2 separate regions of the Homo sapiens genome follow, and region 1 is linked to region 2. A link is a loop called in an ENCODE intact Hi-C map of the cell type or tissue named here. Cell type or tissue: GM12878. All regions are shown on one strand. Links, peaks and the distances in the headings refer to the core of each region. The heading gives the core; the rest is flanking DNA. Region 1 overlaps P2RY8 (P2Y receptor family member 8). Region 2 has its middle 11 kb from the start of AKAP17A.

What was found. Hi-C counts contacts between places; a loop is a spot of excess contacts. Peaks named below come from ENCODE experiments on the same cell type or tissue, not always from the same donor. Only the 100,000 strongest peaks of a DNase experiment are listed, where the experiment ranks them.
Region 1: a loop joins it to region 2, with 4 times the contacts of the local background. A loop is called at or near these places in 4 of 110 quality-filtered maps.

The regions. Positions count from the first base shown.
Region 1 is chrX:1,479,900-1,484,296 of GRCh38, forward strand. The region is part of intron 1 of P2RY8 (P2Y receptor family member 8); the gene reads right to left. Among named protein-coding and RNA genes, the nearest start is that of ASMTL, 29 kb to the left of the region's middle. RefSeq lists a silencer at 1,029-1,197 and enhancers at 1,663-2,374, 1,871-2,370. In GM12878, for the core only: a CTCF peak has its summit at 2,023; DNase peaks (open chromatin) are centred at 1,138 and 2,013; H3K4me3 peaks cover 1,518 bases; H3K27ac peaks cover 3,711 bases.
Region 2 is chrX:1,578,833-1,583,229 of GRCh38, forward strand. No RefSeq gene overlaps it. Among named protein-coding and RNA genes, the nearest start is that of AKAP17A, 11 kb to the right of the region's middle. In GM12878, for the core only: a CTCF peak has its summit at 2,520 (motif pointing left); a DNase peak (open chromatin) is centred at 2,518; H3K27ac peaks cover 289 bases.

The DNA of each region.
Region 1 (4,397 bases), core at 183-4,182, 99 kb before region 2:
AGAACAAAAGGATAAAATCTGACAACTCACACAAGAAGAAACAGCCAATCTGAGTGAGCCTATATCTCTTAAAGAAATTGAATCGATAATTTAATAACCTTCCCAAACAAAAGGCTCCAGGCCCAGATGGGTTTACTGATGAATTTTCCCCAACATTTAAGGAAGAAATTATATTGATTCTCTACCATTCCTTCCAGAAGATAGAAACACAGGGAATATCACCAAATATCCACCCAATAAATTTCACCAATATGTGCTTACAGCTGATAGACAAGGGCAACACTCATTCTCACACCCTCATCAACAAGGGTGACAGCAACTAGCCTGAAGGGTGAGAGGTTTCAACTCATATTTTCATCACAGCAACAGAGGTTGACATGTTTCTTTCTTTTCTTTCTTTTTTTTTTTTATTGGCTGAGTCAGAGTTTCCCTCTGTCTCCTGAGCTGGACTGCAGTGGCACGACCTTGGCTCACTGCAGCTTGCGCTTCCCGGGTTTTTTTTTTTTTGAGACAGGGCCTTTCTCTGTCAACCAAGCTGGGGGCAGTAGTGCAATGACCGCTCACTGCAGCCTCGAACTCCTGGCCTCAAGAGATCCTTCTGTCTCAGCCTCCTGTGTAAGCTGGGACATGGATGAAGCTGGAAGCCATCATTCTGAGAAACTAACAGAGGAACAGAAAACCAAACACTGCATGTTGTCACTCATAAGTGGGAGTTGAACAATGAGAACACATGGACACAGGGAGGGGAACGTCACACACCAGGGCCTGTCGGGGGGTGAGGGGATAGAGGAGGGAGAGCATTAGGACAAATACCTAATGTAGATGACGGGTTGATGGGTGCAGCAAACCACCCTGGCACCTGTACACCTATGTAACAAACCTGCATGTTCTGCACATGTACCCCAGAACTTAAAGTAAAATAAAAAGAAAATAAAAGAACTTTTTTTAAAACAAAGAACCAGTATGCAAAATGTGCCAAAAAAAACTCTTAAGATTCAACCACTGGAAAAAAAAAAAACCATTTAAACATGGGCCACCTCACGAAAGATGCTTTGCAGGTGGCAAATTCACCTACGAAAAATCACTCCATGTCGTAGCTCATCAGGGAATTGCAAATTAATACCGCCGAGACATGCCGGCCGACAGGTCTCAGGGTGACTAAGATCTAGAGATACCAACAGATGAAGTACCGGAACTCTCATTGAATGCTGGTCACAAGAAGACGGTCCCTGCACCCTCTGACCTTTAGGTCACTCTGCAGCACGCAATACATTTTTTTTTTTTCTTGAGGCTGAGTCTTGCTCTGTGGTCCAGGCTGGAGTGCAATGGCACAACGTCGGCTCCCTGCAACCTCCGCCTCCCGGGTTCAAGCCATTCTCCTGCCTCAGCCTCCAGAGTAGCTGACAGGCACCTGCCACCACGCCTGGCTAAGTTTTGTGTTTTTAGCAGAGATGGGATTTCACTATGTTAGCCGGGCTGGTCTTGAACTCCCGACCTCAGGTGATCCACCTGCCTCGACCTCCCAAAGTGCTGGGATTACAGGCGTGAGCCACCGTGCCCGGCCAGGTAGTCACATTTTCTTCAAGCTTTGGGTTTAAGGGATCCCAGCTTTGGGCTTAAGGGATCCCAGCTTTGGGTTTAAGGAGCCCAGCTTTGGGTTTAGGAGAGTCCAGCTTTGGGATTAGGAGAGTCCAGCTTTGGGATTAGGAGAGTCCAGCTTTGGGATTAGGAGAGTCCAGCTTTGGGTTTAGTGGAGCTCAGCTTCCAACCCTCGCACCCTCAAAGTTCCCCATCTTTGTAGACCCAGTGACCCCTGTTTCTGTGATAACACCTGCCTCTGAACGAACTCTGTGTTCTACTGACTTCAAAGTGACCCACCAGCCCCAGTGAACTGGCAGCTGGCAGGCGTCAGGGGATAGAGGACCTGCTGGCGTCGGCCTCAGATCACAAGGCAAGAATCCTCCTAGCTAAGCACAAAAACGCGTAGGAAATGCTCTGAGCTCTGCCGCTGTGTGTTGATTTTCCTGTATTGCATCACCCAACGAAGCAGACCGTTTGCCCAGCGAGATTTGCATGCTGTCCTCCGCAGACGCCCCGTGGAGATTTTGATCTGCGTCTTCTGCAAAGGCAGCGGCCGCGTTTCTCTGATTTCTGTATCTCATTCTCAGAGTATATAGCACGGGGCTTCATCGCTGGCCAGAGAGCAGATTCTGAGAAACATAAGAAGCCCCTTTTTGAAACAAAATTAATTTGTGTGTGTGGTGTGTGTGTGTGTGTGTGTGTGTGTGTGTATGGGTGAGGATGTCTCAACAGCAGCAAAATCGGCCTCACTCTGGAAGGCAGGAAGCCACTGTACGTGGAATTAAGCTAATTAACATGAAATGCCATTTGGTGAAAAAAAAAAAAAAAACCCAAAGTGGTTGAGTGTGTGGCTCCTGCCCTGCTGCAAAAGAAGAGTGTGGAAATAGCACGTATGCTGAAATTTAAGCACTTCTGCCGTTACTGAGCCACAGTGCCCATGGTTTTAGCAGGTTATGGCAGACAGATTCATTTAACAGATGAGAGAGAGGTGACAGGAAGGTTCGCAGGCTTGACTTCCTAACAGCTGCTCTCTGTTTAAAGATCGTTGCTCTAGACATGAAGTCCTTGCCCATGCCTATGTCCTGAATGGTAGTGCCTAGGTTTTCTTCTAGGGATTTTATGGTTTTAGATCTAAATTTAAGTATTTAATCCATCTTGAATTAATTTTAGTATAAGGTGTAAGGAAGGGATCCAGTTTCAGCTTTCAACATATGGCTAGTCAGTTTTCCCAGCACCATTTATGAAAATGTGGCACATATACACCATGGAATACTATGCAGCCATCAAAAATGATGAGTTCATGTCCTTTGTAGGGACATGGATGAAGCTCGAAACCATCATTCTCAGCAAACTATCGCAAGGACAAAAAACCAAACACTGCATGTTCTCACTCATAGGTGGGAATTGAACCATGAGAACACATGGACACAGGAAGGAGAACATCACACACCGGGGACTGTTGTGGGGTGGGGGGACGGGGGAGGGATAGCATTAGGAGATATACCTAATGCTAAATGACGAGTTAATGGGTGCAGCACACCAACATGGCACATGTATACATATGTAACAAACCTGCACGTTGTGCACATGTACCCTAAAACTTAAATGAAAGATAAAATCAATTATTTTAATTTAAATAAATAAATAAAGATCGTTGCTCAGTGTGAGTTGACGCGGACTTGCCTTAGGATACTTTAATTGTGATCTGGTGGATTCTGCTCATCCTGTTTCCAGCCATGTGCTCAGCAAAGCAGTCAAAGAGAAAGATCCCTGGAGAAGAAACCGAGACGGTCTCAACTACCTTGTTCCTGCCCGAAGTCAAAGCTGGGCTCCCTTAGATCCAAAGCGGGGTTTCCTTAAAACCCAAACAGGAGCCAGGCGTGGTGGCTCATGCCTGTAATCCCAGCACTTTGGGAGGCTGAGGTGGGTGGATCACCTGAGGCTGGGAGTTCGAGACCAGCCTGACCAACATGGAGAAACCCCATCTCTACTAAAAATACAAAATTAGCCAGGCATGGAGGCGCATGCCTGTAATCCCAGCTACTCAGGAGGCTGAGGCAGGAGAATTGCTTGAACCCGGGAGGCAGAGGTCGCGGTGAGCCAACATTGCGCCACTGCACTCCAGCCTGGGCAACAAGAACAAAACTTTGTCTAAAGAGAGAGAAAAAAAAGAAACAACCCAAACAGGAGCTCCATTAAAACCCAAAGCTACCCTCCCTTAGACTCAAAAACAGGCTTCCTTAAAACCCAAAGAGGGGCTCCCTTAGACCCAGAGCTGAGCTCCCCAAAACCCAAAGTTGGACTCCCCTAAACCCAAAGCTGAGCTCCCTTAACCACAGAGCTGGGCTCTCCTAAACCCAATGCTGACCTCCTTTAAACCTGAAGCTGGGCTGCCTTAGACCAAAAGCTGGGCTCTCCTAAACCCAAACCTGAGCTCCCTTAAACCCAAAGCTGGGTTTCCCTAAAACTCAAAGCTGGGATCCCCTAAACCCAAAGCTGGGTTCCCCTAAACCCAAAGCTGGGCTCCCCTCAACTCAAAGCTGGGCTCCCTTAGACCCAAAGCTGGACTCCCCTAAACCCAAAGCTGGGCCCTTATATACCTAAAAAGCTGGGTTCCCCTAAACCCAAAGCTGGGCTCCCCTAAACTCAGGAAAGATTTTCATCTTTGAACACAAAGGAGTGTGTTTTTCTCTTGCTCCCTGGACCCAAACCCCCAATGACGGGAACCCTCAGCTGTGACAAGCCTCCAGTATACGTATTTCCCCACGTGTGAGCCAGTTTCAATCTCTCTCCTCTGAAAGGTGAAAGGGTCCCAA
Region 2 (4,397 bases), core at 277-4,276:
TTAAACCCTTGAGTTTTAGGCAAATTGTTAGGGCAGCCCCAGGGCATTCAAGCACCCATTAAATGCATGATTCTATATTTCTGCGGTCCCCACCAATTCCCTTTACTTTGGTCATCAGCTGCAAATTCAAATTCAGGGGTCCCGGGAAGCACTCTCACTTTGGACCAGCTGGCTAAAACTTGTAGGGTCCCAGTGACCACATTCAGGGTGAATAATTTCCTAGAATGACTCACAAGAACTCAGAAAAACACTGTGCTTCTGATTAAAGTCTTATTATACCGAATAGATACAAATTAAAATCAGCCAAGCTGGGCACAGTGGCTCATGCCTGTAATCCCAACACGTTGGAAGGTCGAGGTGGGAGGACCGCTTGAGCCCAGGAGTTTGAGACCAGCCTGGCCAACAGAGCGAGACCTCATCTCTACAAAAAATAAAAAATTAGCCAGGGACGGTGGTGCACGTCTGTCATCCCAGCTACTCAGGAGGCCGAGTTAGGAAGACTGCTTGAGCCCCAGAGGTCGAGACTGTAGTGAGCTGTAATTGCGTCACTGCACTCAAGCCTGGGTAACAGAGTGAGACCTTGACTCAAAAATCAATCAATCAATTAATTAATATCAGGAAGAAAAGAGATGCATAAAACAGAGACCCTACCTTAAAGTCAATTAATTAATTAAATTAAATAATATTAGCTAAGGAAAGTGAAGTATGAGTGAGACCCCGCCTGAAAATCAATTAATTAATTATATTAAATAATGTCAGCCAAGAAAAATGATGCCTAAGACAGAGTGAGACCTTGCTCAAAATCAATCAATCAATATCAGCCAAGAAAAAGGATGCCTAAGACAGAGTGAGACCTTACCTCACAATCAAGCAATTAATTGAATTAAATAATATCAGTCAAGAAAAGAGGTGGATAAGAGAGTGAGACCCTACTCAAAATCAATTAATTAATTAATTAATTAAATAATATCAGCCAAGAAAAGAGATGCATAAAACAGACTCTACCTCAAAATCTATCAATCAATTAAAGTAAATAATATCAGCCAAGAAAAAATATATGAGAGTGAGACCCTGCCTCAAAATCAATCAATCAATTAATTAATAACAGCCAAGAAAAGAGATGCCTAAGACAGAGCGAGACTGTGCCTCAAAATCAATCAATTAATTAAAGTAAATAATATCAGCCAAGAAAAGAGATGTGTAAAACAGAGACCCTACCTCAAAATCAATCAATCAATTAATTAACTAATATCAGCCAAGAAAAAATATGTAAGAGAGACCCTGCCTCAAAATCAATCAATTAATTAATATCAGCCAAGAAAAGAGATGCCTAAGACAGAGCGAGACTGTGCCTCAAAATCAATCAATTAAAGTAAATAATATCAGCCAAGAAAAGAGATGTGAAAACAGAGACCCTACCTCAAAATCAATCAATCAATTAATTAAATTAAATTAAATATCAGGCAAGAAAAGAGATGTATAAGAGAGCAAAACCCTGCTCGAAACCAACCGATTAATCAATTAAACAAATAATATCAGTCAAGGAAAGAGATTCATAAAACAGAGACCCTACCTCAAAATCAATCAATCAATTAATTAAATTAAATAATATCAGCCAAGAAAAGAGATGCCTAAGACAGAGCGAGAGTGTGCCTCAAAATCAATCAATTCAAGTAAAAATATCAGCCAAGAAAAGAGATGCGTAAAACAGAGACCCTACCTCAAAATCAATCAATCAATTAATTAAATTAAATATCAGGCAAGAAAAGAGATGTATAAGAGAGTGAAACCCTGTTCGAAACCAACCGATTAATCACTTAAATAAATAATATCAGTCAAGGAAAGAGATGCATAAAACAGACCCTACCTCAAAATCAATCAATTAATTAAATTAAATAATATCAGCCAAGAAAAGAGATGCCTAAGACAGAGGGAGACTGTGCCTCAAAATCAATCAATTAAAGTAAGTAATATCAGCCAAGAAAAGAGATGCGTAAAACAGAGACCCTACCTCAAAATCAATCAATCAATTAATTAAATTAAATAATATCAGGCAAGAAAAGAGATGTATAAGAGAGTGAGACCCTGCTCGAAACCAAACAATTAATCAATTAAACAAATAATATCAGTCAAGGAAAGAGATGCATAAAACAGAGACCCTACCTCAAAATCAATCAATCAATCAATTATTAAGTTAAATAATATCAGCGAAGAAAAGACATGCCTAAGACAGAGTGAGACCCTGCCTGAAAATCAATCAATGAATTAATTTAATTAAGTAACATCAGCCAAGCAAAGAGATGTACAAGAGAGAGTCAAGGAGGAGCTGAGACCCACAGCTTCCATTGTCCTCTCCCCAAGGACTCACGGGTGCTGTTCCCTCCTCTTAGCATCAATGTGTGATGACAGACGTCAAGTCAGCCCACCAGGGAAGCTGATCAGAACCTCAGTGTCTGGAGTTTTTACCGGGGCCACCACCACCTTCTGTCTCTGCCACTGAGCTTTACTCTCCAGCCCCTCCTGGAGGTTGAAACTGATACTGCATGTCCCAATATGCCCACCTCTTAGACATCTCTTTTCTTGCCTCTTATTATTTAATGAATTGATTGATTGATTTTGAGGTAGGGTCTCTGTTTTCACATCTCTTTTCTTGGCTGATATTATTTACTTTAATTAATTGATTTTGAGGCACAGTCTCGCTCTGTCTTAGGCATCTCTTTTCTTGGCTGATATTAATTAATTCATTGATTTTGAGGCATAGTCTCTCTTACATATTTTTTCTTGGCTGATATTATTTACTTTAATTAATTGATTGATTTTGAGGCACAGTCTCGCTCTGTCTTAGGCATCTCTTTTCTTGGCTGTTATTAATTAATTGATTGATTGATTTTGAGGCAGGGTCTCTCTTACATATTTTTTCTTGGCTGATATTATTTACTTTAATTAATTGATTGATTTTGAGGTAGGGTCTCTGTTTTCACATCTCTTTTCTTGGCTGATATTATTTACTTTAATTAATTGATTGATTTTGAGGCACAGTCTCGCTCTGTCTTAGGCATCTCTTTTCTTGGCTGATATTAATTAATTGATTGATTGATTTTGAGGCATAGTCTCTCTTACATATTTTTTCGTGGCTGATATTATTTACTTTAATTAATTGATTGATTTTGAGGCACAGCCTCGCTCTGTCTTAGGCATCTCTTTTCTTGGCTGTTATTAATTAATTGATTGATTTTGAGGCAGCGTCTCTCTTACATATTTTTTCTTGGCTGATATTATTTACTTTAATTAATTGATTGATTTTGAGGTAGGGTCTCTGTTTTCACATCTCTTTTCTTGGCTGATATTATTTACTTTAATTGATTGATTTTGAGGCACAGTCTCGCTCTGCCTTAGGCATCTCTTTTCTTGGCTGTTATTAATTAATTGATTGATTTTGAGGCAGGGTCTTACTCTCATATATTTTTTCTTGGCTGATATTATTTAATGTAATTGATTGATTGACAGATTTTGAGGTAGAGTCTATGTTTTATGCATCTCTTTTCTTGACTGATAAATTACATTGTTAGACCCTCCAGGGGCCAAAGCCCGCTTAAGATGACCACACCTGGCTAACTTTTTATATTTCATTTATTTATTTATTTATTTATTTATTTATTTATTTATTTTGTAGGGATGGAGTCTTGCTATATTGCCCAGGCCGGTCCTGAATTCCCGGGCTCCAGCAATCCTTCCAAGAAAAGAGGTAGACGTCTGTTTGGAAATCATTACAATTCTTTTTTTTTTTTTTTTTTTTTGAGACAGAGTCCAGCTCTGTTGCCCACGCTGGAGTGCAGTGGCAAAATCGTAGTTCACTGCGGGCTGGAACTCCTGGGCTCAAGCGATCCTTGTGCCTCAGCCCCTCCCGAGTGGCTGAGACTACAGGTGTGTGCCACCACGCCCAGCTCATTTTTTTCTTTTTCTTCTTTTTACAGACGGGAGGGTCTCGCCATGTTGCGCAGGCTGGCCTTGAACTTCCGGCCTCAAGTAATCCTCCCCCCTCGGCCTCCCAAAGTGCTGGGATCACAGGCATGAGACACTGCACCTGGCCAACGGCATGCTGAAATCTTCACTGCAGAAAAGCAAAGCACAAATGGCTTCAGCTGATGATAAGCACTTTGCAGAAGAATACAAAACGCTGATATTAAAAAAAAAAAATGACTTGGGCTAGGGTGTGGTCTGCCGAGGAGGACAGAGAAGGGATATTAAGCGGGGGGCGGATGTATTTTTCACAGGAGAGATTGTAGGAACCGTCCGTGCTGCAGAAGGATGGAATGGCCGTGGGTCTAGATGAGTGTCTGAGTCATACATGAGCTCATAGCGTCCAGGTAGAGCCTGTGGTTGTGTTGTGCTGAGTT